Linked DNA regions of Mus musculus: regions 2, 3 and 4 are each linked to region 1. The links are chromatin loops, found by intact Hi-C in ENCODE. Cell type or tissue: heart. All regions are shown on one strand.

Evidence for each region. Hi-C counts contacts between places; a loop is a spot of excess contacts. Peaks named below come from ENCODE experiments on the same cell type or tissue, not always from the same donor. Only the 100,000 strongest peaks of a DNase experiment are listed, where the experiment ranks them.
Region 2: a loop joins it to region 1, with 6 times the contacts of the local background. A loop is called at or near these places in 6 of 42 quality-filtered maps.
Region 3: it touches region 1 in a loop (2.4-fold over the local background); 4 of 42 quality-filtered maps call a loop at or near these places.
Region 4: a loop joins it to region 1, with 4 times the contacts of the local background. A loop is called at or near these places in 9 of 42 quality-filtered maps.

Annotation. Positions count from the first base shown.
Region 1 is chr4:101,353,301-101,361,300 of GRCm38, reverse strand. E130102H24Rik (RIKEN cDNA E130102H24 gene) reads left to right here and starts at 5,053. Exons shown (of 2, transcript NR_040708.1): 1 at 5,053-5,220. It overlaps 0610043K17Rik (RIKEN cDNA 0610043K17 gene), which reads right to left and starts at 7,518. Exons shown (of 4, transcript NR_040640.1): 1 at 7,413-7,518. In heart, a CTCF peak has its summit at 4,963; DNase peaks (open chromatin) are centred at 4,410, 5,060, 5,610, 6,110 and 3 weaker places; H3K4me3 peaks cover 4,052 bases; H3K27ac peaks cover 3,799 bases.
Region 2 is chr4:101,289,050-101,297,049 of GRCm38, reverse strand. It overlaps Gm12796 (a long non-coding RNA gene), which reads left to right and starts at 1,364. Exons shown (of 2, transcript XR_003955080.1): 1 at 1,364-3,965; 2 at 4,530-5,362. In heart, CTCF peaks have their summits at 4,721 and 4,922; DNase peaks (open chromatin) are centred at 3,829 and 4,889; H3K4me3 peaks cover 1,963 bases; H3K27ac peaks cover 1,766 bases; H3K27me3 peaks cover 386 bases.
Region 3 is chr4:101,178,929-101,186,928 of GRCm38, reverse strand. It overlaps Jak1 (Janus kinase 1), which reads left to right. Exons shown (of 25, transcript NM_146145.2): 5 at 2,439-2,592; 6 at 4,986-5,149; 7 at 7,135-7,474. Gm24468 (a small nuclear RNA gene) reads right to left here and starts at 165; the gene lies at 62-165. In heart, a CTCF peak has its summit at 4,245; a DNase peak (open chromatin) is centred at 4,118; H3K27ac peaks cover 966 bases.
Region 4 is chr4:101,260,723-101,268,722 of GRCm38, reverse strand. Jak1 (Janus kinase 1) reads left to right here and starts at 3,441. Exons shown (of 25, transcript NM_146145.2): 1 at 3,441-3,681. In heart, no CTCF peak of the experiment used is centred here; a DNase peak (open chromatin) is centred at 3,422; H3K4me3 peaks cover 1,896 bases; H3K27ac peaks cover 1,322 bases.

The DNA of each region.
Region 1 (8,000 bases):
GTGAGATGGCTCAGCGGTTAAGAGCACTGACTGCTCTTCCAAAGGTCCTGAGTTCAAATCCCAGCAACCACATGGTGGCTCACAACCATCCATAACAAAAATCTGATGCCCTCTTCTGGAGTGTCTGAAGACAGCTACAGTGTACACACATATAATAAATAAATAAATAAATAAATAAATAAATAAATAAATAAATAAAAGGTTGAGACTGTTATAAACTATGGGAACTTCTGGAGTTGGACTGAATACATTTAAAAAAAAAAGATATAGAGATTAAACTACCTTCTCGAGGGTAATTTCTGTCTTAAGGAATAAAAGCCGTAGGGAGAAGAAAACCCAAAAATATAGATACATAAAGTTTTTCTTGCTTGAAACCTGTGCCAGTCACACACTTCAATTTAGACTCACTCACTTCCTCAGCTAGGGTCTCATGTAACCCTGTAAACTGGTCTCAAGCTCATTTTGTAAGGGAGACTAACCTTCAACTCCTGAGTCTCTTGCTCCAGTGCCCCACCCCCACCCCCAAATACTGGAATTACAGATGTGGGCTACCACCAGCCAATCACATACTTCTTGAGGAAGTTGAACCAATATGTGTATTATTAACTTGCTAGATTTCCCAATAGACAAAGCCTAGTGTCTTATCCATTACTGAATTCCTCCTGGTGGATAATGAATAAACACTTGTTTAATAAAGTACAACTGGAGTGTGAGTTCTTCCAGAGCAAAGTCCTTATCTTCATCGTTCGTGTTTCTTAGCACCTGACTCAGGGCTGGGAACAAGTTCCTTAGAAAATGATTCTTGATTAAAGTGTTTTAATTAATTAACAACTAAAAGGGCTTCCTATTAACTACGTTTCTCCAAGAGCTCGTCAACGACACAACTGGGATGCTTCTCACAGGGTGAAAGGAACCTGCTGAGAAACTGCTTTTTTTTTTTTTAAACCACAGAAGCACGCCAATTCGATTGAGTTTCTTCATTGGTGTGAGAAGGCAACTTTTCACTCTTCAGAGAGGGAAGCTCTTTGCATGTGTTCTGACTGGGCTTTGCTACAGTGTGGATGGTGATAGTTCTAGATCTTAATTATATCTTAGGTCGATACCACAAAGCAGCAGCAGTGGTCTGCTGCTCCTTTTGTCCGGCCCACCTGTCTGTCTGGTCGTTTATACATCTTTTCAAGGTTACAATTGAAGGTCTTGAGTGCAGAACCTATTCTGGATTATTTTATGTCACAGAACCTTTCACTAATAGGAACGGTATTGAATTTCCTTGGTTCGCTTCATTTTCTACTGCAATATAGCCCCAGGTAGCCTAGAACTTGAGCTCCTCCTGCCTCTGCCTTTCCAAGTGCTGGGATTATAGCACGAGCTACTCCTGGGATAGCCACTCTCCAGTGAACATGTTGTTCCAAATATCACGCTTAGTGTTTTCCGTGTCTTTTACTAAACTTTAATCCTAAGGTGCTATGCTCATCATATGGGTAAAGAAGTGAAAAGCAGCCGGGCGTGGTGGCACATGCCTTTAATCCCAGCACTCGGGAGGCAGAAGCAGGCGGATTTCTGAGTTTAAGGCCAGCCTGGTCTACAAAGTGAGTTCCAGGACTAAGGCCAGCCTGGTCTACAAAGTGAGTTCCAGGACAGCCAGGGCTATACAGAGAAACCCTGTCTCGAAAAACGAAAAAAAAAAAGAAAAGAAAAGAGAGAGAGAGAGAGAAATGAAAAGCACAACTGAGAAGTAGTTTGCTTAGGTAGACACTGTTACACTGTTAGGATCATCAGAACTAAGCTCAGAACTGACTTGTGGTGCTTTGAAAGAGAAATGTCCTCCATGCTCTCAGACATTTAACCGCCTGATCTCCTGCTGGTGGTGCTGTTTGGGAAGGTTCTGGTAGGGCAGCCTTGCTGGAGGAAGTATGTCACTGGAGGCAAGCTTTGAGATTAGAAGCCGCCTACCTCATCCAGTTTGCTCTCTCTGCTTGGTGCTTGCTGTCAAGGATGTGAGCTATCAGCTTCCTGCATCTGCTGCCATATCTGCTTATTGCTATGCCTCCCCACCAGGATGCAGTCATGTCTCTCTGGAACCACAATCCCCCCCCCCCTTCCTTCTATAGGTTGCCTTGGGGATGGTATTTTATTACAGCAACGTAAAAGTAACTAACGCACGACAGCAAAAACCATGCCCTCACTTGGACATGGGTTTTATTTATAGGGATTATCATTTTTCAAGATATATATTTCTCAGGTATAAATTTGACAACTAGCAGAAGATTATTGGGACTCCTGAATGCATTTAATCAGCAGCTATGTAGTAATCTTGAAGACCAAAATTTGACCTTGAAAACGTGTGAGTGCTCATGTATTGATGGCAAGAGACGTGGGTGTTTTTCCTATAATTACACTCTTGGAGTTCGCATCAATTTCTTTTTCTCTTCAGCTTTACAGTTAAAGGAACAGATGATTTAGTTATATAATTAGGCTTCTTCCCACCTCAATGAAAGCTTATGGTGTTATAGCTAAGTTATGACCATTCTTGTGGTTATCGAGAGTAGCACATGGGGCCTCTAGCTATTATCTGTCCTATTCATAGATACAGATATACGCAGCTATGCAACAGAATCTCCCAGGTCCATATATATATAACATGGACATATAAATATGGACATGCATCTTTTCAACAGCCCTTTTTGGCCTGCTACTAGCACTGGGAGCTAATTCATAGGGTCCCAGACCTAGAGGTTCTGAGTTAGGGTGCAGATCAGGGACACTGTTCCCTAGCATACATTAGGCCCTGGGTTCAGTTCCTACTCCCCTCTAAGGAAAACATAGAACCTATGATTTGATTCCTAACTCAACAAGATTAAATCGCAGTTCAGACTTCAAGCATTTGTAGTCTAGTCCATGAAAGCAAAAGAGCAGGAGTCGGCATAACTAATTTATTTATTTGAATTTGAGAGAATTCAAAGAAGAGGAGCCAAATATAGAAAGAAAGAAAGAAAAAAAAAGATGGGGGAAAGCAGTTAGTTTAAAAAGTTGAGAGAACAAAGTATGTTTTACTTGGATGTGCAACCAAAGAAGCCTGCCAAGAATGGTCAGCAAAAGGTGTAAGAGCCATGAAACGACTTCTGTCCAACCTTTACCGGAAACACGCAAGGAATTTCCTAGACTGGTCAGGATTGGATTGTGGGAAAGGTCTCCTTCAAGCCTCCCTTGGCTTTTATGGCAAGAAAACAGTGTTGACTACAGAGAGCTGTGGTTCTCAAAGCTTGTCCCCACTAGCGGAAAAGCCAGTCATTGTCCCGAATCCCGACGTTGAAAGGCACCATGAAATAAATATTACGAAGACACAGGAGAGCTTTCAACTCTGTGAGCAGGACAGAAACACTTCACAGCACACATGTTGCCTTGTTCAATGACAAGGATGCTCCCCAGAAGAAGAGGAAAAGAAGCTGTGTTCACACACATATTTGAGTCAACACTCAAGAAAGGTGCCGGAAGAGGTCATGAACCCCCGCAGCAGTCCTGTGGGGTTAGCAGTTCTGAGTTATCCATCTTTAAGTTCTAGGCACAGGAATGTTACAAAACGGAACTACAGCTGCACGGTGCTAGGCTCTACTTTACCCCCTCAGCTGTCTCTCGGTCCAAACAAACTGGGGTCTAACACGGTATTTAGCTTAGACCTACCCTGTGTCTCTCACCTGTAAGTGGTAGCGCCCTAGTCAACGCTAAGGTCCACTTCTGCTTTCAATCATACGAGAGGCACGCAGAAGAGAAACAAAAGTGAAAGCTCTTGAAGGAACACACACAAGTAACCGAAAGCACCAAACTCTGTCACTGAGACCTGGCAGAGTTCCAGACATTTATCCTTTCAGCAACCGTGAACTCTGGGCACCTATCACGTCCTGTGAATGTGAATTAACACGGTAGAACACGAATCGGCCCAAAGCTCTGCAGCAGTCTTCTCAACCCTTCCTAGCACTGAACCTTTTATTTAAATTTCTACCTCAATAAATCCAGCCACGATGCACGCCCTCGCCCAACCAAACCAAACCAAACCAAAAAGCCCGCAACGCCACAAACCATCCCTAAGCTGTGCGTCCAGCTTTAGGAAAAGAGAAAAGGAAGCAGAAAGAAAATCTGAACTGGTCTGATTCCCCCTGCCCTCGCCATGTGGGGGTCCTCGGAGCGAACTGTTTTACAACTTAGAAAATGCAGCGGTCTTCCGATTCTGTTATTTGAATGGACCACTGAGCCACTGGAGCCAGGCAAGGGCAGGCAGCCGGGTACCCAGCAGAAGGATGGAGCACAAGGCCCGCACAACCAGGATCCGCGGACCCTGATGATGGGAGGATGCTTGGAGCACCCCAGCCTCCGGCTCCTGGGCACGGAGAGACCGGCGCGCACGCGCGCACACGCACCACGTCCTTCGCCTGGAGTTGTGTCTCGTCTCCCTTTTGTTTTTCTCCCTTCCCGGTCATGAGACCCGGAAGTTTTTTTTTTTTTTTTTTTTCCTTCAATCCTGTCTCTCTCCCTTTTCCACCCCCCCCCCCCCTTCCCCAATCTATCACATGGCAAAGCTAGAATAAAAACAGAAAAATGGCGACGGTCACGTTGTGGCGAGCCTTGCTGCGTCATTAGATAATCCTCATGCAAATAGCGGGATGAACAAAGAAAGGGGGGCTCGGGACCCCCGAGGGCGCAGGTGGGTGCGGGGTGCGCGCGGCCGCGGGGGCGGCGTCCGTGTGCGCGCTCCGGGTGCTGCGCTCTCGGCCCCGGGCTGGCGGCGCGCCCTGGCCGGCCCGCGGGGCGCAGAGAGCGGCTGTGCGGCGCGCGCACGGCGCTCGCACCCGGGCCGGCCCCGTATCCCGGAGCCCGGAGACGACGGCGGGGGCGGAGGCTGCTGTTGGACGCCTTTGGGCGCTCGGCGCCAGCTCCGGTAGGCGGCGGACCGCGCGGGGCGGCAGCTCGGGGCCAGGCCCGGAGCTGTGGCGCACTCGCTTTTCCCCCCACCCCCGCCCGGTGGCTGGGCGCTGGCGCGGTTCCCTCGCCGTCCCGCGGCCGCTGGAAATAGAGCCGGGATGTTGTTTACATGACGGATCCGGCGGGAGGAGTCTGCGAGGAGGAGGCGGAGAGAGGAAGAGCGGAGTCCCCGCGGCGGCGGTGGCGGGCCGGGGTGCGGGCGAGCGCCGCGCGGTCCCCGAAGCCTGGACACGGGAGCCTAGGGTAGGCAGGCGGGGGCGCGGGCTGCGGGAAGGCTGTCAGAGTGGGCTTTGCGGTACCTAGCCTGTCACGCAGACTCTTGGGGGGCAGGGGGAAGGAAAATGGAGAGAGGTTGGGAGAACCTCTGTTTCCCCTTACGTTTGGGAACGCCCCCCCTCTTATCCCCCACTCTTTCCCGCTTCTCCCTGGACTCACCTGTTTGTTTCCACCGCTCAGGGCTCTGGGTTTTTGTTTGTTTGCTTGTTTGTTTTAAACGTGCGCCAGAGGGGCTGGGCTTATTACTATTATTTGCGAAATTATTGGGAAGGCGAGAGGGTGTTGCTGTAATCGATCCTAGTCCAGGTCGGTTTTCAGGAGGGGGAGGGGACTTGGCGAAGACCCCGGCTCCTGGCCGCAGCTGACCCCGGGGCTCCTCCCCGCCTTCCCGGTGAGGAATCCTTTCCCTTGCCCCGCGAAGCCAGCTGCCACCTTCCTGGAGAAAGACCACACCTATGCTTCTTCCCGCTTTGGAGGCGAGGTGAGCTAAGAAGCCAGACAGTGCCCTGCCCACCAGAGCTTGGCCAGACCTCGACACCCCAGAATTGGTAAAAGGCGCTTCTTTTCACCTGCTGATAGCGTTGGTACGTCAGCCCTCTCTAGTCCCCAGAAGTTGCAATTCACAGTTTACGTTAAAATTTGTCTCTTTCTTCACCCTTCTTCCCACCGGCAATGAACTGTTGAGTTTAAGTTGAAAAAGAGAGGTGTCTCCCGCCCTGCCCCTAGTGAGGGTTTTTTTTTTTTTTAATTCCACAGTAGGTCTTCCACTCAGACCTGCACTTCTCCGGTCTCCTCTATCTCCCACTAAACTTAGCCCAGAGCCAGGCCTAAGCTTTTATTCCCTGTGGGCCGCACCCTGGCCCCTTGCCTTTCTACCGAGCCAAATGCTTCTCAAAGCAGAAGGCACACCCAGCCCCAAGTCTCTTCCAAGAGGGAGGGAAGAAGAAAGGATTTGGGGGGGGGTGTCCTCAAGTTCCGGTTTCCAAAACCCCCGTAGCATTCTCCTCCCGGAGCCTCCTGAATTCTTCCTAACAGCTGTTTTCTGCAGTGCCTTTTGCTCCTCCTGGCCTTATATTGGAGAGAGTGGATGGGGAGAGATAGCCACCCCCACCCCTTTCCTAGAACTAGGCAATTTTTTTCTCTGTCTTTTCATTTATTATGTTTGGAATATAAAATATGCAAGTGTGATTGCCTGTTATTAGAGTTGATTTTCTTCCTGGCTAGTGACTAACTGGGACTCCAGAGGGAAGGAGAGGTGAGGGATGGTGAGAGGGGGATCGTTCACCACCTATGTGTCCTGGGAATTGCCAGAAGAGACCCTTCTGAAAAAAGGCACTTCTCCCTTCCATGACATCACCACTAAGCCCTTCCAACTTTAGCTTCAGAACAGGAAGAAGGCTCAAAATAGAACTAACTACCTTAGGAATCCAGTTCCTTCACGAGATCAACTTTGAAATCAGCGGCTGGGGGAACAAAGTGAGCTGTGACCCAGCGTGAAAGGGAAGAGAAAGCTATAGTGTTAGTAAATGCTTTTCTCGAGGTAGTCTGGAATACTGAGGCTCATGAATGATAACTGAGGTGTGGTGTTTATTATTCATATGTGTTGGCATGTAAACAGTAGCAGGTCTTTGTATGTATAAAGTGGGACTCGTGGATTATGATCTGCAACCCTGGTAGATCAGCCTGGTAGACAGAAGCTAGGAAGGGGTACTTGAAGAAGAGTGAGTCTTAGGATGCAGCGGCAGCTGTTCTCTGAAAGTTGAGAGGCTTAGTGTAAACAATAATTGTAACTTTCACAGGGTGACTAATGTCCTAGACAAAGAAGCTCCAGTGTCAAGGTTTCTCCCCTTTTCCTTGGAAATTAACCCTGGTTGTTCTCTGTGTGGTGTGCTCTCTCTCTCTCTCTCTCTCTCTCTCTCTTTCTCTCTCTCTTTCTCTCTCTCTCCCTCTCTCTCTCTCTCTCTCTCTCTCTCTCTCTCTCGCTCTCTCGCTCTCTCGCTCTCCTCTCTCCACTCTCCTCTCTCCTCTCTCCCCTCCCCCTCTCTCCATAGACCAGGCTAGCCTGGAACTCAGAGATCACCTGTCTCTAGGATTAAAGGTGTGTGCCACTAAGCTTGGCTGGCTATGCCCCTGATTTGAGATAACACCTTTCTCCTTACCGAGCCGACTTTCCAGAAACAGCTGCTTTGCAATGTATTGTAGAAAAAGAACATACTGGAACAGTTGGTGTATACGGCAGCAAGACTTGCTGCTCAGTGGGTTAAGGGCTTGTATCCGGATTCAGGTTTAAAAAAATCTAAGTGACTGACAGAATAGTCTGTACCAGCTACTACTGTAGCCCCTAGCAACCCTAGGCTCCAGCCATCTAAACTAAAGAGGCTGATGAGATCAAGTTTGAAACTCATTTAACTTTTAGAATCCATAAATGACTCAGGTATTGGAAACTTAACTGTTTGGGAAACAAACATTAGCATGCATACACACACACACACACACACACACACATATATACACACACACACACATATATATATACACACTGTTGAATCTAAATACAGATTAAATATCTCTTGAAAATTAAGAACTGGAATCAAGATATGTTTTAAGTATAAATACAGTGGCTTTTTGAAGGCAGTATAGAAAAGAAATACAGGTTTATAATATGTCACTTACTAATTTTAGCTTAGTGGGGTAAAGGTTTTGTTTTCCTTTTGGATTTTTAAGACAGGGTTTCTCTGTGTTGCCCT
Region 2 (8,000 bases), 64 kb after region 1:
TACAGGTGAAAGACTAAGGCAGAAGCGTGGAGGGACGTTTTGCCGAAGCAGACACAGGAAAGAGGATGTTTTGCTAAAGCAAGCACGTGAAAGGACATCTGATGAGGAACTCTTTGTTAACAACACATATATATTGGTCTGCCTTATGTTGTGTACTTAAGCTGCATTTATTGAGACTCCAAAGAGAAAAACACACTGAAAAACTTCTAATGCAGCTTGTTGTGCAAACGTTCTAGACTGCAGAGATGGGAAAGCCAAGTTCATGATTCAGGGAACCACTTGAAGTGCTTAGTGGACTGATAATCAGTTACCAAATAGGAGTTTATTTTACCAAATAACATTCGATCTATGTCACGTGCAACAGGATAGTTTTGTTGTTGTATCAAAGTTTGGGAAGATATAAGATCTCTCTTGCTAGAAAAAAAATATCTACTACTCACTTTTTATGATGGTGTGGTCATAAAGGTTGGTGAAATAGACTTAATTATGGAATATCTTAACATGAATGCGGCTGCTGCCCATTGGAGAGAGTTCACCAATCGTATTTATTGGTAAATTTACACAATAATTGTAATTTGCTTGGTTTGGTTAAGAAAGAAACCTCCAGCTTCTAAGAGCAAAACTTCCAGAGGAAGTTATTATTTGTTTATTTTTAGCCAACTGTGACTTTAACAAAATTAATCATACTGGGGCTGGTAAAATGGCTCAGTGAGTAAAGGTGCTTTGTTGCCAAGTTTGACTTCAAGGACCGACATGGTAGAAGGAGAGAACCGGCACTGACAAGTTGTTCTCCAACACCGCCCCCCAAAAGAAATAAATATAATTAAGTTTTTCATAGAAGAATATATAAGGCATAAATATATATATATTAAAGAGTTAAAATGAACATGAGCATCGTCTAGCCTCTTCCTAAAGCATCCTCCAAGTCACAACAAGTCATTTCAGAGACCTCAACTGGTCCCCTCCGTCCCCCAGCAAGGTAACTGGAGGGTTCTAGGAGGCCTGAGCATGGCAAACACAGCTCTGGCAGGTTTTGCCCTCCCCCATCCCTGCCCTTTGTCCCTCTGGGGCAAATACCTCTCCTCTGTGCTGAAACTTAGTTTTGGTATGTCCTGTGCAAACTCTGGTCCCTTGCTGAGTTACTGAAGGTGGTGGGGGATTCCAACACCTTTTAGTGATCAATGTCCCAAAGCTTAGAATAATCACTCCTTCATAGGATAACCATCACCTGTCCGTATCCCACTGCCAAAAAATGGTTTTGCCCATTTTGGACTTTATTATAAAACCAACTCATAACATTTCTTCCCGGTATGAACTAACACATAACATTTCTTCCGACTCGCATCTTCCAGCACTGTTTTTTTTTTTTTTTCATGGACACTAATGCATGCAGATGTTAGCCCATTACTTTCATGTTCTGTAACCTCCCCTCTTGGGAAGACACATTTCATATTCTACTCTAGGCAGATACTTGGATTGCTTTCAATTCTTTTTATTATTATGGACAATGGTGCTATAGAAATTAGTCTGTATGCTTTTCCTTTCCTCTCCCTCCTCTCCCTTCTCCTCTTCTCATTTTTGCTGGTACTGGATATTTAACCCAAGGCCTTGTGCATGCTAGGCAACAACTCCATGCTGCAACCTCAAGCTGTGTTTCAGTGTGCTTGCACAAAGTCACATGCTCACTAGCAGTGTGCAAGAGTTTCTATTGTCACACAACACTCCTCCTCACTTGGAATTGTCTGTTAGGTGTGCAGAAATGTCCTGGGGAGGTTGCACTTTGGATTTCCATCCTTGCTTACAAATTTGACGATCTCTTCATAGGTTTGATGATAATTTGAGTTTCTTCTTCCCCAAAGAAACTGTGTTAGTCTTCTATCCATCTCCTTTAATGACAAGCACCACGTGAAATTTCCTGATGAATACATGTCTGAGCTTTAGTGTATTCCTGTTCCTAATTCTTCATCGTTTATACTCATTTAAGAACATGAAAATATTTAAAGTTATACTACTCCAGCACTACTTGCTGACAGGCCCTTCCTTAAATAAAGATTCTTCAGGCCTTATTTACACGTGTCTGAATCTAGGTCTAGTCTCTTCAGAGTCACTGATTCAGTTTTATATCTTGTACCGACAAATAGTATCTAATTATTACTTTATAAATTTTATGTTATTTTACTATTTATTTTTGGATGGGGTCTTGCTATGTATACCCCACGCTGACCTGGAACTTGCTATGTAGCCCAGGCTGATAAACTCAAAATCCGCCTGCCTCTGCTTGCCCAGTGCTGGAATAATAGGCGTGCGCCACCTTGATCAACTTTATAAATTATTTTCATATTTACTTATTTATTTATGTATGTGGGGAGTGTGCCTAGGTGCATTCAGATATCAGCAAGGATGACAGATCCCTGGGAGCTCCAGTTAAGGCAGTTGTGAGATGCCATCACATAATTCCTTCACAGCCAAGAGTTTTCGTTTGGGTTACATTATCACAACTGAGTTATAACCATCATTGTAGAAAGTTTTTTACAACCCATAAAAGAATCACTTCATTCATGATTCCCACTTTTGAAAAATGATTTATTTTATGATATGACAACCCTGTCACTCTCTTCAGACACCCCAGAAGAGGGCATTGGGTCCCATTACAGAGGGTTGTGAGCCCCTATGTGGATGCTAGGAATTGAAAACATGACCTCTGGACGAACAGTCAGTGCTCTTAACTGCTAAGCCATCTCTCCAGCCCATGATTACCACTTTTAATTTGGGTTCCTTTGATCCTCACATCTATTTGTTTGGCATCTGGTGCCCAAATTAAACATTTGTTATACATGGTCACCCTAGAAATGCCAAAGACAACACGCGAGCCTGTAAGTCTGTCCTTGTCCCGTATATTTTCAGACTGAATATTCTGAAAGATGAGCAGCAAATCTATTCCAAGCCTAAATGATCCAGTCCAGCATAGAGCAATTCACTTGACAATTCACTTCCGAAACCAGCTGGCACATCGGCAGAACACTGAACAGTTTAATCATCAAAGTAATGTTATTGGGAACTTGGCATTTTAGATCTGATCTTGGAGAAACGTTCGTGGTCCCTCTCTTTTTCATTAGGTATTTTGTGCGATATTTCGAGTGCTCTCAACTGGTGAAAATAACTGAAATGAGTAGCTGATACCTTCCCGGGACACTGCCAAATTTAGCCCTTTTAGGGGCTAGACTTATTGCTTCCTTTTGTAATGTGGAGTCAGGAGTTGCAGTGATTGCTAAGGAAGGCGCACTATTTTCTTAAAAGGAAACCATCCCCCACCTCGTCCTTACAACTACAACCCAGACATTGCCTGCAGTCTACATTAGCTAGGTGACTTCAGGCACACCATTTAATTTCTAGGTTTCCTGTCTCTAAGATAATGGCGTGGACTACTGACACAGTCTTCTGTATGCTGCCTCCACGCTTCCTGGGTCCACCGTCGGTGTCAGGGCGGATTCCTGAAGATCTGCAATACAGCTTCCCCCTCCTTCCTCTATGGCACATGCCTGTTTCTCCCCCACCCCCAAAACGTGCTGCTTGAAGGTATACCACGGAGAAGGGCCAAGTCAGCTGTAGCCACCCGGCGCCAGCCTGGAGCTGGTGGCTGCTGCGTGAACTTGCCCTTCTTTGACAAGTGCATTCTAGACGTTAAAGTGCGGCCCAGTCACCCGAAGAAATACGGCTTGGAGTGCGCCTGAGGTCGGGGCGGGGACGCCGCGGTTCTTTGCTAGGCTTGGAAACCTGGGAACCATTTCAGGCTGGGTGCGAGTCACGGGGCGATTGCACGGCAGGGATTGTGCAATGGGGCCGCGGCGGGGGACCCCGCAGGAAGTGGGGGAGGCGGCCACCGCGCTAACTCTTTACATCTAGCTTCCCAGCGGCTTCAGCGGGGTGCAGCCGAACCGGGGACCTTCTGCGGAGGGGATCAAAAGGTCCGCCTCCCCGCCGCCAAAGCTGGCCTGGCCCAGGACCCAGGGCTGCCCAGCGCCCGGTGCAGGCTCGCTGACATACGCCCGCGGGTTCCTGGGCGCTCCTCCGGCCGTAGATCCTGAGACATGCATACTGTTATTAGCCTCTCTTCGAAGTCCGGGGACAGGCTAGATATGGGACGGGTGGCTGAGATGCAAGTGTATAGGGCGTTGGCCCAGACCCGAAACTAAGTTCTGTTTCCGGTGGCTGTGTGTGTGCTTTTGGGGCCCTTAGGGTGGTATCATGGTATTTGTTGGAAGAGCTGGATAGCATTCCACAGATCTGGTCACTATTTTCAGTAAGATTTGGGGAAACAGAGGCACCAATTGAACTAGTTGCCAGTTATCCCAGCAGTAGGCTGAGGAGGGAGGATTGCAGCGAGATAGACACAGGCCAGCCTGGGGTGCACAGTGAAACTGAGAGACAGAGGAGAAAGGAGAGCGGAGAGAGATGGGGAAAGGAGAGAAGTGGGAGTTGAAATTACGAGTTTGCCCATCTAGGGGCTTACTTCGCCCTCCTTTTGGCAGAGCTCTCAGAAACATCTGGGCCTGGGTTTCCTGATAGTGACACCCGGCGGAGACCTGAAGTAGCCTCGATCGACGCTGGCTCTTGCAGGCGGAAGATCGAATTCAGTCCACAGAAAATTCAACGTAAGCCCGGTGTCATCTCACTAAACGACAGCTACAGCCGTCTCTTGGTCCCATTCTAGGGCTATTCTGGTCAGTTCGCGGGTCCACGCGCCACTGCCTTCCCTCGCGGCAGCTTCCGAGCAGCTCGGAGGCTGGAGCGTGACTTCTCAGCGGCAGGGCGGCGGTGGCGTGGGCGGGCATCTCCGGGAAAGCGAGCAGAGGAAGTGGAGTCAACGCGCAGGCCGCTTGCCAGCGCGGGCCTCGGGGACACAGCGTGGGGCTGCGGAGCTCCGAGCTGGCCTGTCTGCGCCTCCTGCAAACTCCAGGAACTGCTACAGCCCAGAGCAGCTGGTTCCAGCTGTGCAAAGTCCAGTAAATTGAGCTGAGCACAGCACGCTCCCTCTGAGGCGCCCTCCTGTAGCAGTTTCAGGGTGCACACGGAACTTTGGAGAAACATTTATCAGGAAAGCAAAATAGGCTAATGGGAGGATTTCTTTGTTTTAATCATAAAACCTTGAAAATTATCCCAGCTGTTTGGATAATCTTTTTTTAATCATAAAATGACTAGTCTTTAAAAAGTCAGGTAATTTTTTTCAAAACCTGAATGAAAAAAAAAATTGAAATGGCAGCACTCAGACCCACTAACAGCATGATTAATAACCGTACTACATGAACTCACAAGAACCAAAACATTTACTAACATTTTCTTGTTTAAATATTACTTTAAAAAATATGTTCCATGCATATGTTAATGATTACTATGCATTTTGCATTTACTTAACCAATGCCCCATCGAAGAACGTAAGGTTGTATATTGAATGATGATGTTTAAATAGGACTTTGGTGTTCAGCCTTGCAGCTCGATCTTAGAAGGCATTCTCAACTATTTACATAGATAAATTTCCTACAGGGTGTATTAATTGAGGGTTGATAAGCATTGCCCTCCCCCCAGGCCTGTCCTGCTTTATTGCTTTTTGCTCCTATTTCCACCAGTTTGCCCAGATTTTCCATACCGTATACTCACTAAGTATCTCTAAGTATCACACAACAAATATTCCAGGAGACAAAGTGCACCACAGCAGAGAAATCAATAAACGTTGTTGTCAGTGGTCTCACTAATGTTAAAGCCCTGTGCCGCCAGGTCCTGAGATTAAGAAAAGACTTGTTTCCAGATCGGCAGGTTTCAGGGAACAATACAGAAGAATGAGGAGGGCACAGTGGGCATTCTGGTGAAGAAACACAGTGCCCTAGGTGCCTGGTATGTGTTCATTGACTTGGGGAATGGCGTGTTGTCTTATGTAACTTCTTGTACTGAGAATAAACTAGGAAAGAGGGCAGGGACTCAAGAAAAAGATAGAGTTTGTTATGCTGAAGAAGAAAGGAGGGAGAGAAAGGAGGAGGAGAGAAAGAAAGAAAGAAAGAAAGAAGAGAAGGGAAGGGAAGAAGAGAAGCGAAAGAGAAAAGAAAAGAAAGGAAAAGAAAAGATAAGTTTGGGCTGCAAGTGTAGCTGAATGTTAGAGCTTTGTGTATGGGGTCTTGGGTTCAATCCCAGCCCCAGAATAAAATTTACATTTTATTCACATAGCAACTAAAAAGAGTAATTCAAAGATGATAGTGAAGCTGGATTTCATCACTTATCTTTGACTTCAGTGGACCCCATAACGTCCTTGCAGAGAGGAGAGGGAAATTTTAAAAGGACATTTCCCAGGAGTTTTGAGAACTACAGAGAATCAATCGATTTCACTGGCACCAGCCACCACGCCCATAACACTTAGACAGTATACAGTGTATATCACATTTGTAAATGTCTTTCCCCCTACCTTTAAAAACTTATTTAATTATTTGAGAGGTAGAGGCAAACGAAGTCTCAGAGTTCGAGGCCAGCCTGGTCTACTGAGTGAGTTCTAGGACAGCCAGGGCTACACAGAGGAAACCATGTCTTGAAAAACAAACTAACAAATGAATTGTTTTGTGTTTGAGATTTCGGGTGCTCTTGGAGTCTAGAAGTCTTAGATCCCCTCTAGAGCCATCCAGTGAACGTACCGGGAGTCAAACTTGGGTCACTGGAAGGGCAGTGCACACTGTTAACGGCTGAACCATTTCCAGCCTCTATTCATTTTTTTTAAGTTTTAAAAATGAAATCTTATATATTTATTTATTTACTTGTATGTATGTGTTTTGTGTGTGTATGTTTGTTTGTTTGTGTGTTTGTATGTGTTTTGTGTGTGTATGTATGTTTGTCCATGTGTTTGTATGTGTGTGCATGTGAGCATGTATGAGACCATGACTCTATGCATGGGAAAGTTAAAGGACAACTTAAGGGAGCCAGTTCTCTCCTATTATTTGAGTTCCGGGGATGGAGTTCAGATCATCAGCCTTGGTTGCAAGCACTTTTACCCAGGGAGCCATCTTTCTGGCTGGTACATACTTTTTTTTTTTTTTAATAAATGAAAGATAGCATGTTATATTTTCTAATGTGTAAGACTCCTCAAATGCAACCAATTGTTCTATAACACACACACACACACAAAGGGAACTCATCTGGCTGCTGCAATCATGTATATTATCCTTTTATCCTTTTCATGTGTCTTCTCATCACTAATGGATTGCCTTCCTCTTTAGCAAAGAAATAAGCACAGAGAACACTAGGTTTTAAAATATGTAACTGTCTCTCACTTGGGAAAGCTTCATTGATGTAGACTGTCAATATTCTCTTAAACCACGTTTGCAGTTCCACTTACAGCCCATCGATAGTGTCTGCTTGTTTGAAGGGGTGATAGGGGAGCCAACAACACTAAATAAGATAGATTACAGATCACATTCACCTCTCCCTCTCAGCGAGCCTGGCAGACATAGCTCCCTTATCGCAAATGGGAGTTTGGAGCACAGACCTCTTGCCTCTTCTCAGTTTACCAATCCATCACTCCCAATCTCTGCAGCAGGTTGCAAATGGTATTTAGCTTTATCTGTAATTGCTTAGATGGTTTGAATAGATGATCTTGTCAGAAATGGCTAGCACCCACAGGTTTGGTTTCTCCTATTCTACCCCTCCTGCACCAAAAGAGTGAAGTGTCTATCAACAGCCTAGAATAGAGAGGGTCCTAGCAGAGCGGTAGTTGCTTCTGTAGAGTCAAGGCTGAAGCAGGCACACGCGTCTTGTTTGTTTAGCACTTGGGAATCAGGGAGCACTTGCAGTGTGTACACTGTCACCCTTCAATCCCACTGCAATTGTTCCTGAGGGTAGGCAGGGCTGGACTATTAGGCCTATTATTCCAGCATGGAGACTGAGTGCCAGAGCCCCAAGTTTCCTTCCTGACCACGACACAAAGCCCACACATGAACCCAGCACCAGAATGTAAACCAGCACTA
Region 3 (8,000 bases), 170 kb after region 1:
GGTGGCCTAGTTTTGCTTTATTAGCAATTACGGTTTTAATATTGGTAATCATCTTTTATTTTTAAGTCTGGAACAGTTCACAGATGTGTGTGTCGCCCTTGCACTGGATCCATGCTTATCTCTGTATCGTTCCAATTTTACTATTTGTGCTGACAAAGCAAGCACCCCACCCCCAAGCGTATCCTAGGCAACTTGGCTAGCCTTGAACTTTCAGTCTTCCTGCAGAAGCCTTCCAAATTACTGGAATTGTAAGCACCACCACTGAACCTGGCTTTCCATGTAAAGATCCTAGATGGATGTGGAAGGAGTGTGTATGGGCTGGATTGGTTCAGAGAGCAGCTGTCTTCAGTGCTTCTCTCAGCAAGCTTGCAGGGAACTGCCATGCTGATCATGATGCTGTGGCCCTCACATGCTTTTTATCTACCAGAATGTACCTGGCCTATGTGCTCTGCAGTCAGGGCCCTGGTTGAACCTTTGTAGCTGGCCAGGTGGGTCATTCCCTTCCTGCTTATGGGAAGAGTGGAGCTTCACTGACTCCTTTCTGCTGTGCCCCGTTCTTGTGAAGAGTATACTATAGGGCCCAGGCCCACATAAGCATGTCACTGCACTGGTGGGCCCTACCAATTGAAATCTGGTCTCCTAGAACATACATGGAACTTAAGGGGATAGTTTACCATCTGCTTTGGAGACCTGGTGTAGTTTGTGCAGCTTGTGGTTGTTTCTGCATTCAAGACACTGATAGTCAGTCTCCCAGTTCCTTTCATGAGCTACAGAGAAGACAGGCTGTACACAATCATGGAAAGCTACAACACTGTTTTTTACCATTAAAGTAATAGTTCCATCCTGCCCTGCCCATGTTGACCCTACTCCTTGAGTTTGTTGTTTATCTGTAAACTGGCATCACAGACAAACAACAAGCACCTGCTCTGTGGCTCTGGGGATTTGGTGCTGAGCTAGACAGCTGTGGCCTGCTGTCAGGGAGCTCTTACTTTGCCCACACTGTTTCAAAATGTACCTGTTTGTTTCCTAGCTAATTCAGCCAGTCATCTTGTTCTTGCAGAAGCATCTTGCCTCATCCACTTACCTGTTTGCCATCTGTGTTCTAGAGCCAAGCATGTCCAACCTGTAGCCTGCAGGTTGTGTGCATCCCAGGATAATTATGAGGGTAGTTCAACAAACTTGTAGATGATAATGTTATATTGCAATATCAAAAGGTTGGAATTCTGGTATGGCATTCATTATCCTGGACAAGTTACCTATTAAACATGGTGTTAAGGGCTCACCGTATTATCAGGCGTCCATGAAATGCTCATGTTTTATTTCTAATCACATTAAACTGAGCTTAAGTCAAGCTGTGAAATGTAACTCTTGACAGATATTTATAGAGGAAAAGAGATGTGGGGCTTGTGAACAGTGCAGTGTAGTTCTGCTTGTGACATGTGTCCCACTTCCTGTTGTTTTGTATTATTGTGGGGCAGGGAACTCAGAGGGCAGAGGCTATGCCCGAGAGCCCTCTGTGTCCTTTTCTGGCTCTGTTGTTGTCGTCAGACTTTCATAGCAGCTCTTTAGGGTGGGAGTTGTTCATTGCTTCTCAGTGAAATGGCTGCTTTTCTGTCAACTTACTGGCATATTTGGGAGAGAGCCCCAGACAGAGCCGAGTCTGTAGCCTGAAAGACAGCTGGACCACTTTGGTTCAGCCACTCTCAGACAGCTTAGAACCCATTCTGTCTCCCCAACAGGTAGCAGGCCAAAGGATTAGTGAGTGAGGCTTGGAGGGTTAGGTCACCTCACCTCAGTGAGCTTGAGTTTTTCTCATCTGCATAGAGGAAACGATGAAGTCTGCCTGCAGGTTTTGCTGTTAGGAGTAGGTGGATAGAGGGGAAAGTGCTGCTCTCTTTTAGCGGGTCTCCACACCTGATGATTTTGTGTTTCATTTTTGAAGCTTTGCTCATCGTAAAATACATCACCAATTCAGTAACAGCCATCTGAGACCCGAGAAACACTACTATATTAGTGTTGATTGTAGGACAGAGCTTGATTTCAGAAGTGGTAGGACCACAATGGAGAGAGCTCAGGCCGGGCAGCCCAGCAGAACTAGAGATGTGAAGGAGCAGCTAGCTGTAGGTGGCAGGTGGTGTTTTCACCTAGGAAGGTATGGAAGACATTATGTAGGTCAGCAGAATTGTACTGTGACCACCAGGACATCATTTTATCCTCCTGTCCCAAGAGAGGTGCTGAGGTACATTGTGACAGCACACTTGGAAGAGAGAGAAGGGATGTTGCCTCAGGGTGATGAGAGTTGAGGGTGCAAGGCTGGTGTCTTCAGTTTCCTCAGGGCAGTTCAGCTTCAGCAAGGGCTACTCTAGATAGATACCTCTCCCAGATGAGCAGTCCAGGGACTCCTCCACCACATTTGACATTTTTATACTGTCTTTTAGGTTCTACTTTACCAACTGGCACGGAACCAATGACAACGAACAGTCTGTATGGCGACATTCTCCAAAGAAGCAGAAAAACGGCTATGAGAAGAAAAGGGTTCCAGAAGCAACCCCACTCCTTGATGCCAGTTCACTGGAGTATCTGTTTGCACAGGTAGGGAGCTTGAGCTAGGAGATCTAAAGTTTGTGAGGAGTGTGAGGCCTGGTGGGGCTCAGAGTCCCTGTGCAGTTGTGCTTAGTGGCACTTTATGGCCTGTTCTCAGATGCCCAGGTGACTGGGAAGGCCGTAGGCTCCTAGCTATGGGCCTTCCACACCAGTTACTTTCTTTCCACTGCTTTCTACCACTTTGCTTATCAGCTGTATTCTACATGAGAGGGCACAGAGTAGCTTTTGAAGGGAAGTGAGGTAGCAGCCAGGCCAAGAGAGGCTGGAGGTGCCTGGAATTGCATTGCTTCGGGATAGCTAGCATGTTTGATGCAATGTTTCCTGATTTCAATGTCAATTTTCTATTACCCCATGTATACTGCATTTGGAAATACCATAATGCCCATGTTATTTATAAACCGCATCTTTATTCATCTTATTTTCATCTTCCTTCTCATTTTTTAGATATCCATTATAAATAGTGATCTGGCTGGACATGGTGATGTGTACCTTTATAGTCAGAGGCAGAACTATAGCAAAGTTGAGGCCAGCCTGGTCTGTATACACATACACACACACACATACACACACACACACACACACACACACACACAGGGCCATGGTTATTGTGAGATCTTGTCCCAGATCGACTCATCTTTAATGGCTTCATATCAATTCATTGATGTAACATCAAGTTACACAGGTGTCCGTGTCTTGTTTGCTTTCTGCGGTTGTATTTGTCAAGACCCTGGGTACTTGGACGAAACAATATGGTTTCTGTGTGCCCCCATTATATCCTCAAGTGAGACAAAAAGAAACAGTGAGTTTGTAAATATCACATAGATAGTGCACAGAAAATCATGAGGGTCAGGCATTCCATCTCAGACTTGTGAAGTGCCGTAATCTCAGCACTTTAAAGACTCAGGTGGTGAGTTTGAAGTCAGCCTGGGTTACACAGTGAGACTGACTTAAACAAAAAAGAGCAGAAAGGGACAGACTTTAGTGATAGAGCCTGTGGAGCGGCTTGAACTGGGAGAACTCAGGAAGAAAGGAGGAGATTGCCCTGCTTCAAGGATGGCTCCATCCTTGCTTTAGAGTCTCACCTTCAGGAGACTCAGTGTCAGTTACTTGAGGTTAGAGCGCTCACAGTCAGGTTCTCCCTCCTCTTCCAAGATCTCAGCATCCATCAGAGTTCTTGCTCCTCCAGTACTGTTGGTATAAATTCTTGTTCTTTCTCAAAACTTTGTGGAAATGGCCAGTGACCTTGCTTTAACCTGAAAGAAAAAACCTCCTACTATGGACAGAAAGAACTTCAGCCTATCTCACCCCTAAGAAAACAAAGCAAAACAGTAATGTGAAACTGAGAAGTGCTTTCAGGGGAAGTGAGTCAGTAGAAGCCACTCTGCCAGATGCGCTCTTGCCTGGATAGAAAGCAGCTGGGAAGCTCAGCCTCCTCGGCGTGGGAATGCCTAGCAGAGAGTGGTGGGCTGTGGGAGTGTTGAGGAAAGGCGCCCTGAGTCAGGATCGGGCTCGCCTTTTTTTTTTTTTTTTTTTTTTTTTTTTTTGCAAGCATCTAACATTAGTGCTTCCTGTTTCTCTTCTTCAGAGCGGACCGGATGTTGTGCTCAGTTAGATTCCTCCCCTAGTGGGACTCTGACAGGGCTGTTGTGAGGACTAAGGTGAAGTAAAGGAACAACTCCCATGTCTGGCAGGGAGGGAGCTTAGCGGCTAGGGAGTGTGAGCCTGCACTGCCCATCATTGCTCTGAGCAAGGCTAGCTGTGGGTACTGGTTCTAGTCCAGTTTTACATACTTTATTTTATTTTTTGTTTGTTTGTAAAGTCCCCATTGGTTTGTGGAATGCTATGTTCCTCGCTCCATCTGTGAGATAGTGTGCTCTCATGGCGTTCTTCTGTACTAGAAATGTGAATAACACATACGGAACAAACTAATGGTTTGTGGTAATGATGCTCTGTGGAATGTAACTCCTTCCCCTGTCTCCAAACCCATAATAGTACATATTTATGAAATTAATGCTGTCAGCCCGTGTCACCTGCCTTGCAGTTGAGACCTAATAGTCACAGTGTTTAGGCATTGTTAATTTAGAGGCCCCATGAAGGGGGGGGGGGGGCGCTGTGAATCTGTGTTCTTCACCAGCACCTTGACAGGTACTCAGTAAATACTCACTAAATGAATGGATGAATGAATGAATGAATGAAGTCATCTAGGAGAACATATTCTTAGCTGCCTTGTGCTCCACTTGAGTGGGAACAGCCTTGATCCTGGAGACACACTGATGCTTCTCTTTGCTGGGTGGCATTTTGGCCAGCTCTTCTCTCTAGGTCAGCATGGTGGCTCCTGAAGCTTAGGTGGTGACTCAGTTTTTCTCTTCTCTGCTCCCAAGGGACAGTATGATTTGATCAAATGCCTGGCTCCCATTCGGGACCCCAAGACGGAGCAAGACGGACATGATATTGAAAATGAGTGCCTGGGCATGGCGGTCCTGGCCATCTCCCACTATGCCATGATGAAGAAGATGCAGTTGCCGGAACTTCCCAAAGACATCAGGTACGCCTTCCTGATGATCCGAGTCGGTTGTAGGCACCTGGTACTGATTTGGGACATTGTTTTTGAAGCACAGTCTTGCTGTGTGTAGCTCAGGCTAGCCTCAAACTCATGTTCTTCCTTCCTCAAGTACCTCCAAGTACTGAGATTACAGGCATGTTCCACCTCACCTAACTGTAATGCTATTTTATATGCTTTCATATATCTTGTTTGGCTGCTGCACTGTTTTTCTGACATCTCTTTGCATGAATCAAATCTTTGAATATTTGTGCTAAGTAGCACATTGAACATTATGGCTTGATATGCTTTATGCTAACTGATAATCTCAGAAATGTGAACTAGAGTGAAATATCCAGGCAGATGAGTGATCTGCATGTCCTCCATGCTTCCTGTCTTTCCCATGGTGATACTGCTGCCTGTTGGAACTGCCTTCTTTAATCTGCACTCTGGTCTGGGAGCTGTTACTTCTGATAGGCGGGACGGTCAGTTATTTGTTTCAGAAAATTTTATATAAGTGTGGGTTGAGATTAATATTTTGTCTGCTCAGTCTATCTCTGAAATTGAATCATCTTTCCACTCACCAATGAGCTGTGAGATAGCACAAGCTGCGCCGGTGGCACATGACTTGGTCCCAGCCCTTGGGAGGCAGAGGCAGAGGCAGAGGCAGAGACAGAGGCTGGACGATCTCTTGAGTTTGAGGCCACCTGGTCCACACAGGAAGTTCTAAGACAGCCAGGATTACATAATGAGACTGTGTCTCAAATAAAAAAAAATAATAAAAAAGGGCTGAAAAGAAAAGACAATCCCATTTTAAAGAGCTTATTTACAAAGGATACAGCACAATGCCAGAGCTGTGTCTCACATGCTTGAGCTCCTCGTTCCTTCCGCAGTACCACAGAACGGGGTTCACCCCCAGGTCCACCGCTCCAGTATGAAAGGAGAGTTTATGAGAGTGGTATGCACATGTCATGAGGTGATCTCCTTTTCTCTTTGTGTTGTCAGTATCCAGTCGCTCCTCAGGCAGGGGATTAGACATTTTCCAGGTCACTTTTATGTGACCTTCACTCCTTGTGTTTTATTTTTTCAGGTGGCTTAAGTTGACAACTATCCTGTAATTCTATTATATTACTTTTAAGAGAAAAACTGTACTATTTGCTAAAGATTGGTCTGAGAATTCACAGTATGCCTCAGTATTGTTATAGGGATTCTTTGGGCCAGTTTACCTTTGCTTGTCCCAGTGGACAAAATATAGAAAGAACTAAAGTAAGCCCTTGCTCTTTCAGGGGTATTAGTCCTGGTCTTTTTCAGACTATCTCCTGCCTGTTAGCACGGCGTGTGTTGAGATCTGATTGCTAGAGAGCCTGGGACAAGTAACGAAGCTTGGGGAACTTGCACAGTCACATGGGAGATACTGTTTGTATCTGACATTTGTGAGTTTTTAATCATCTTCATAAGAAATTATATAATTTTTAGCGAACAGGATGCAGACAGGCAGGCAGCGTAGAATGTGTTAATCTCCAGAGGAGATTAAGGCACAGCTTGATGCTTTTCAGAACATTCTAACTCACCCTGAAGCAATTCTCTCTATGACTGAGGATAGCCTTGAACTCCTGGTCCTCTTACCTCTACCCCAGCTCCCCAGTGCTAGGATTACAGATGTGAACATGATCCCAGTGCTCAGTTTACCCGTGCATATGAGTGTTCTAATGTGCACAGAGCCCTAAACTAGCAAGCAGAAATCTAGATGACTCAGCTTTTTTGTCTCCGTTGTGCCAGGGGCTCCAGTTCTCCTGACATTTGTGGAACTCGTGATGCCATGCACGCTCTCTGTCAGGATTGTGTCTTATCTCTTCACAGCCATTTATATCCGTGGTCCTCAGGGAATAGTCACTGTTTTCTCGTTTGCCTAAACATACAAGGAAAGTCATAGAGGCAGACTTCTAATCATTTCTTGCTAACCTGTATATATAAAAATTATTTTCTTTTAGCTACAAGCGATATATTCCAGAAACATTGAATAAATCCATCAGACAGAGGAACCTTCTTACCAGGATGCGAATAAATAATGTTTTCAAGGATTTCTTGAAGGAATTTAACAACAAGACCATCTGTGACAGCAGTGTGTCTACACATGACCTGAAGGTGAAATACCTGGCTACCTTGGAAACTTTGACAAAACATTATGGAGCTGAAATATTTGAGACTTCTATGCTACTGATTTCATCAGAAAATGAATTGAGTCGATGCCATTCGAATGACAGTGGCAATGTTCTCTATGAGGTCATGGTGACTGGAAATCTCGGGATCCAGTGGCGGCAGAAACCAAATGTAAGTGGGTGTGGGTGTCTGATCTAAAAAAGAGAATATCCAGGGTCATCAAGGGAATGTGCTGTTGAGCCTGTCAGAATCTTAACCTCACCTCGTAGGCTACATTAAATCAACTCAGCTGGAGGCCACTCATCTCTCATCACTCACAACACAACTGTGGCACAGTTGAGGCAGGAAATGAATCTAGGCAGGCTTTGACGTCATGAAATAGATAACTCCTTTGTGTTATGAAGCTTGATTGAGTGTTTTATTGTACTGGGGATCGAATCAAGGGCCATGAGGGCCATGAGCATGCTGCAGACCCCTCCCGCACTTTTACTTGTAATTACAGTGCTGGGAATCAAATCTAGGGCCTGATGATTAGGCAAGTGATCTGCTGCTGAGTGACATCTGCAGCCCTTTGTCTTTGTCAAATGAGGTAATAACATGAGTTGAAATCTAAGGAGGCATGTTTAAATTTCAGCTACACTCCTTGTATTTAAATGGCCTTAGGAGGGTTATTCTACCCAAGTAGGTGCATGGGACT
Region 4 (8,000 bases), 93 kb after region 1:
AAGAGCCTGATACAGCTGTCTCCTGAGAGGCTCTGCCAGATCCTGACCAATACAGATGCGGATGCTCTGCTTGTAGCTAACTATTGGCCTGAGCACAGGGACCCCAATGGAGGAGTTAGGGGAAGGACTGAAGGGACTGAAGGAGCCTTAGCTGGCATCAATAGGAGGGGAGGCTCTTCAGCCTGTGAAGGCTTGATGCCCCAGTGTAGGAGAATGCTAGGGCAGTGAGGTGGGAGTGGGTGGCTGGGTGGGTGGAACACCTTCAGAGAAGCAGGGTAAGGGGGAATAGGATGGGGGCTTGCAGAGGGGAAATCAGGAAAGGGGATAACACTTGAAATGTAAATAAATAAAATATCCAATTAAAAAACGAAGAATAAAAGAATTGTGTTTTGAAAGTAATTTTGATATTTATACACACACATATATAATTTTATCATTTATTTAAAAAGTGAGTTTTCTCACTAATCAAACTGATGTTTTCTTTGCTATGATAAAACGTTGACTAAAGACAACTTGAGGGAGCAACGGTTATTTTAGCTTACAGATTAGGATCCATTACAGAGGAGAGTCAAGGCAGGAACCTAGAGGCAGGAAATGAACCAGAGAACACTGAGGAGCACTGTTTACTGTCTTGCTCCTCATGGCTTCCTCAGTCTGCTTTCTTATAACTTCCAGGACCACCTGCACAGGGGTCTTGCCTACAGAGGGCTGGTCCCCTCGCATCAATCATCAACCAAGAAAATGCTTCACACCCTTGCCTACAGGCTAATCTGGTGGCGGCGTTTTCTCAACTGAGGTTCTTTCTTCGTAGATTACTGAAGTTCGCATCACGCTGACAAACACTTATCAGAACAGATGTGCTTGCTTGTTTTTAAACAACAAATTAAATAGCTGAATATTTGATGCTGTAAACTCGGAGCACCTTCGATGTCTTTCAGAGTTGACTGATGTTTGTCTGTGTCACCACTGGTGCTAAGGACCCCTCTTTGCACTGATATCACAAGGTCACAGAAGTATGTTTATGTCATTTCAGAAATTGCTGGGAATCCTGTCCTAATTGAAATTCAAAGCAAGATAAACTTTGGTTTCTGTGTGTGAAACTTGAGCAACTGAAACAGGACTTTTATTTTTTATTTAATTTAATTTTAACATTTATTTATTTGTGGGTGGGGGCAGTCATGTGTAATGTCACACATGTGGAGGTTAAAAGACAACTTTTGGTGGTCAGATCTTTTGGTTCATGATGTGGGTTCTGGGGATTAAGCCAGATTGTCAGGCCTGGTGATAATCTTGCCATCCCAGCAGCCTGTAAGCAGCAAATTTAAGAAATCATTTTAACAGAATTCAATCCAAACATATGCAGTTGGATGCATGGTGTGCAACAAGGGGAGAAATATTACTGAAAGTCTTCGTCATAACAAATGTTTTTATAAGAACAGCAAGCTTTCTATATATAGTAATAGAGAGACAGACAGACAGACACACAGACAGTACAATTCATAACAGGTGCATCTGAGCCAAAGTGCTTCAGGTGTTGCTTGCTGGCAGTGTGTGTTGTGACAGTCCTTACAGGTCCAAGTGTGTGTTCAGAACCAAGGCTGCAATGACATAGTTGGACACAATGGGCAGGCATGGCTAGAAATACCTCAGATTCATTATGTTTGATTTTTAAATTATCTTCGGGTTGTTACACATTTTAGAAACCTTTTACTTAATGACAATTTTGTGAGCACCCCACACTAAATCATGAAAAAAACCACAGGTTTGTAACAGGGCCCTAGACCTTAGCACAACGGACTCCATGATGGAAGTGCTATTCAGGGTATAAAACTCACCACGTAGACACTACCACCTGCTAAAAATGAAAACAAAGGCCCAATCCATCAAAGGCCATGGTTCTGGGAAAGTCTCTGAGTGTGCTAACCTTGCTTTTTGGCATCTGTAGCTCTGCGTCTGGCTAACTGTTCTTGTTAACTGAAGTATGTCAACCCAGGGCATGGTTCTTGTGCTTACAAGCTCACCCTGAGAAAGACTCCGGTCTACACTGGGATCCTGAACACCCACTGTAGTTGCTGGTCAGCTAAGAAAGTCTTTCTAAAGGCTTAAGCCCATGTCTGATCAGGTCTTCTCTGGCAAACACCCCACAAGTTTAAGATGCCAGAATGGAAGACACCTGAGAGCTACAGGGTTTTGTTTGTTTATTTTGTTTTTGTGGATAGGATAAGACTGAACAAACCTACTGTGAAAGATTATGATAATGAAAACTCAAAAGCACTGGACACAGATTAGGTAGGAATGGATGTTAATTCTTATTACTCTTTTCCATAGTTTGTTTCTCTCCCCTGCTCCTTTTGGAGCTCTTACACCACAGAACAGAGGCTGGGCCTGAAGAAACTCGTGGAAGCCGGAGGTTTTGTTTCTGGTTAAGTCCTCATGATGGTTAGTATTGTCAGTTTGACTATTAGAATCACCTAGGAGATCAGCTATACCTGTGAGGGATTGTTTAGATTAGGTTACCCCTTGGCCATGCCCTTCAACATTACCTAGATTAGGGTCTCCTAGAAGACTTGCTTTGCGCAGGGATTCTGTAGACTAGTCTATCCCCTTGGCTGTGCCCTTGAGGATTATCTAGATTAGGGTAATGGAGATAAGATCCACTTTATCTGTGGGCAGAACCATTCCATGGACTGTGGTCCTGGATTTAATACCCAGGAGAAAGCTAACACAAGAATTCATCCTCTCTTCTTCCTGAGCATGCGCGCAATGTGACTTTCCACCTCAAGTTTCTGTCATCACGACTTCTCATCATGATGGTCTGTGTTCGCTCCAACTGTACAGGGTAATAAACTCTTTTTTCCTTAAATTACTTTTGTCAAATATTTTATCGCAACAACTGACAAAGTGACTTTCGTTCTTGCTAGGCAAGTCTTTCCAGAACCATCTTCTAGAGTGGCTGGGATGGGGCAGATGTAAACACACAGGGCACGGATAATGCCTCCAAGGGCACAGGTTGCTCCAGAGGGCAAATTCTTATTCCCTGCGTGAGTGATTTCATCGCTCCTCTCCTCTCCTCCCTTCCCCTCCCCTCCCCTCTCCTCCCCTCCCCTCCCCTCCCCTCCCCTCCCCTCTTCTCTTCTCTTCTCTTCTTTTTTTCTTTTTCTTTTTTTTTTGGCGGGGTGGGGGGACAGGTCATTTCACAGAGATCCACCTGTCTCTGCCTCCCGGAGTGTTGGGATTAAAGAAGTGTGCCAGTATGTCCAGTTTGAGTTCAATTCTCACAAGCTACTTGGTAAGCGGAAGCGAGCGGAGACACTTGCTGGAGTGCGAGCCTGGGCAGGCGGGGACTCCAAGGTCCTCAGTCTTGGGTCTTGGCTCTGTCCAATTGTAGGAGCAGCTTCTGACGTCACGGGGGCTGGGCCGTACAAGGGGCGTGATCGTTCAGAGTTGGAGGGGCGGGGCGCCGGTGCGTTTTTAGAGCGCAGGCCGCCGCAGCCGCGGAGTAGCCGGCAGCCGCTGACGCGCCGCGGGGTCCGCGCCCAGCCTCGCTCGTCCTTTCGGTGCCTCTCCTTAGCCGCGGGTGTCCACGCCGGACCCTGCACGGCAGGCTGAGTTGCCTGCCAGACTCCTGACCCAGATCGACCCTGCGCCAAGGAGCCGCGCGGCCCGGCGCACACGGAAGTGGTGAGTGTCCCGGTGGGGAGGTGGAGACCGCCGTGGCCAGCTCGGGGACCGTGAGAGGGGCGCGGAGCCGGGCGGCCGAGCGGCCAGGGCGGCCGGGGCGGGGATTTCCAGGCGGCGGGGCTGCCGGGAGGCGAGGGAGGGCCGCTCCGCTAACAGCGGCCCGCTCCGCCGACATCCTGTTTATGGCCCCGCGGCCTGCGCGCCGACGGCCTCTGGCGCCGCAACAGCCCGGACCGCAGGACTCGCCGAGGGTCGTGGCCCGCGTTCACCCCTGGTCAGCTCTTGCGGGGGTGGGGGACTTTTGGGGTTTGGGTCTGCGTGGGGGCGCGCCCCGGGAACTCCGAACCGCAGCTTGCCGGAATGTAGCATGATGGAGGGCCATGGGTGAAGGGAATGGGGAGAGACGACTATAGGTCCTACCCGAAGGGACCCGATTCATCGAAACTGGGACCAGTGTCTGTGGCTCCCCAACTCCTGGCTCCGGTTCCGCGCGAACGAACGCCCCCGTCGACTCAGAAGCAGTAGGCACCCCTCTGGAGACACTCCCAGGCTCCTAGGATGATGAGTGTTTATGAAGGGAGTTCTTTAGGGAGACTAGACCAGAGGTGTGGTTATCTCCTGGTGCCTGTGTGCCCCCTTCGGAGGTGTATCCTCTGTGATTTCTCGGGAACTAGGACTGGGCCCTAATAGTCTTAATTCATGGCTGTGACCTGTCTTCTGCCTCTGCTTGGATACATCAGTATCCATGCTATTAAAATTCCTCCCCAGTCATAGAGCTCAGTCGCAGGTATTTACGGTAGTATAAAATTACCTTTACTTCTTTCAGGGAAGAAGGCATTAAAAACTTGGGCCGTTAAATAAGTAGAATGCTGAGACAGATAAAATTATCTAGTCTTTGGGTGTTGCCTTCCCCGTTTAAAAAGAAAATGTTTGAGTTACGGGTGGTGTAAAAAACTTTTTTCTTTTTCTTTTTAAATGAACATTTTGCATTGATTAAATTTTTATACCTTCCCTTTCTAAAAACCACATTTTGTGTTGCCTATTGCTTTTGCTTGTGGGGACTCTGATGTTTTCCAAGTACTGGAATTTGGGGCTATGTGGAGCAACTATGATCTTGTTCAAAATGTCAGTCAGTAGTACCCAAGTTGAGAGATCATGTGTGGTTACCAGGTAAAAAATTAGACTTGGGGCCCTGTGTGCAAAGTCATTTCATCCCTGGCTTCAGTTTTCCAACATCTAGGGGATACTTTTTTATTGAGTGATCGGTTTGTTCTCTTGTGCATCATGGTGAAGGTTAATGGAGACTGCAGGCCAGCATTTAGACAGTTCTGGTATAACATGCTTTATAAAATGGAATAAATGCCTCTTCTGTATGGATTGAGATCATGTAGAAAGAAACAGATACATCATCCTAGAGGGAGTGTGAACATTACAAATAGTAATCATAACTTAATTCTAGTATCATATTAACTTGAACTGTATTTCAGTTTGTCTACACTGCTGTACTTTTTAGGGGAGGGAGTTGCTTAGATTTTTTTTGTTATCCTTTACAGTGAATACAGCTAGTTCTGTTTCAGTCCCATTTCACAGCACACAATTTACTGGCTTTGGGAAAAGATGTTAGAAAGAGAATAAATTAGGTATTGGTACAATAGCAAATACATTTCCTAACATATTCTATTTTGTTGTAATTTAGGCAGGTGTTAGTATCAGTCTGTCTTACCCAGAAGATCATTATCTTTCTGGCCACTTGGTAGCCACCCTTTACAGATTTAAGGTGCTAGGAGGAGTTAGGCTGTAAAAATACTTTAATTCGGACACCTGCTATAAAAAGCTAGTGAAAAATATGGAGTTTTGAGGATAGGGTTGCTTTTACGGGAATGTGCTTGCCTTAAATTACACAAGGGAACTTAACCTCAGGGCTTTTAAAAAGGACTGTGAGGTCTGCCAGTTTGGAGAGGTTTGACTTTATGAACGGTAGTGATTCGAAAGAAGACTGACTGATTTCAACAGCACATTACCAGCTACAGATTTTAATGTTGTCTGAAGACATCATTCTGTTTATTCTGAATAATTTAAGTAACACATATATTTGTAGAGAAATACAAATGAAGCAACTACGTAGAATATATGTAGATTTAAACTCATTTTTATACAGAGAACACTATAAATAATTGTACTAATCGAAAACAATTTACAGCTGAGCAAAGGTCAGACAGGATCTGTGTTTTCTAGCTGCCAGACTTTCTGTGCTTTCTTTTTTCCCACTGAGGACACATATTCTCTATATCCTTAGTATAATTTAGTGAGATGATACACTGCTAGATTTACTGTCTGAGATGTATACACACACACACACACACACACACACACACACACACACACACACACACACACACATATTTTTTTCAAGACAGGGTTTCTCTGTGTAGCCCTGGCAGTCCTGGCTGACCAGGCTGGCCTTGAACTCACAAATCTGCCTGCCTCTGCCTCCCAAGTGCTGGGATTAAAGGCGTGTGCCACCATTGCCTGTCGAGATGTGCGTATTTTTACAAAGCATTTTTAAAAAAATAATTTTTACGAGGCTGGAGAGATGGTTCAGTGGTTAATAGCACTGGCAACTCTTTAGAGGACCCAGATTCCGTTTCCAACACCCCACATGGTGGTCACACCTGTCTGTCACTCCAGTTCCTGGGGGATCTGACACCCTCACGCAGACATACAAGCAGGCAAAAACACCAGTGCACACAAAATAAAAAATAAATCATTAAAAAAGAAATCACATAGGACATTTCAGGAGGACAGGGAATGGGCTATTTAAGCAGAATCTAGCTGAACAAGCAACCTCTGATGTTCTCTAATGCACTGTGGCTTAATGGACATGGAGCCTTGCCATAGAGCAGAGGCCGTGAAGAAGTCTTGATGAATCTTTCAGACTGGTGGTTAACAGCTTGGTAAAATTTCATGCTGAGGGAGACATTGATATTTTCTGAGGAGTTTGGGAGGGTACACCTTGTTGGGGAAGGTGGTATCTAGTGGGTAGAGGCTAGATGTATTGTTAAACACTCAGTAATGCACAGGACAGCCCTTCCTATAGCGAAGTATGACCTGGGTCAAAATGCCACTAGTGCTCAAAAGGAGAGATGATGCTTAGGGGTGCCAGGTGAGAAAAGAGATACCGGGGTGCATGTTGTGGCAAGTGATTTCATTCTTGGCCTCGGCTTTCCTGTTCTAGAAGGAAATGAAGACACCTAGGTTAGATATTTATAATGCAGTCTTGGTGGAGAAGCCAGGCAAGGAATGCAAGCATGATGTGTGAAAACCCAAGGACATACAAACGAGAGCTGCTGTGAAGAAACTTCGTGAATGAACTGTTAGACACAGTGCAAGCCAGGGAAGAGGCTAAGCTCATCTGCTGCATGTCAAGCAGCAGGGAAGAGCTAATGTTGAGGATTCTCTGTGTGTGTGTGTGTGTGTGTGTGTGTGTGTGTGTGTGTGTTTATGTGAGGGGGGACAACAGCGGGGAGGAGGGGATTGATTTAGTATGCCTAGTTCTCTGGGTAGATTTTTTAGTTCCCCCTCTTTTAATCACAAAGATTATTTTCACACGACAAGGAAGAAACTCACTGTAGAAAAATTGGAAAATGTAAGGAAGTAGTTAAGTACAGGAGGAGAAAAAATCCTCTGTGCTCTGTATTGCCTTTCCCATGTTTCCTTTGAGTGTGGTGGATATTGGAAGAAGGCTTACCATAGAAGGGAGCTGTTGGTGCTGGAGTGGGTGAGGGTAGTGCTGCTTCATTCTTTGTGCCCTTTATTCCCCCTTTTCAAGAATTCGGACCATGCTAGATGTATGTGGTACGCATCTGTCCTCCAAGTTCTTGGGAGGCTGGGGTAGGAGGAGCGCTTGGATTCTGGAGTTTGGCATCAGCCTCTGGGAGAGATAGTGAGAGATTTTTTTCCTGTGTAATGCAAGGTACAAGGACATTGACTCATTGGTGCTAATGTATTTGTGCCAAGCTTTGTCTTCAGCCCTTCGATTGCCACTTCCTCTGCTTTACTCTTCTTGTCCTCAGAGAGATATGCCACTCTAGCTTCCGGTCTCAAAACCTTCCTGGTAACACGGTTAGAAAGAGCTGCCGTGCTGAAATGCCGGTGTTTCAGAGGAAGGAGAAGAACTCCTGTGAATGCTCTTCTTGCCTTTGAGGGACATGCACTCTTTTGCCATTTGAGGCAATTGGAAAGGATCAAACCTTAAGTTCCCTTTTGTGTTGTCTCCACTTTGTCTTCTGATGTGTGGGTCTTCACAGCTGGTCCCAGCA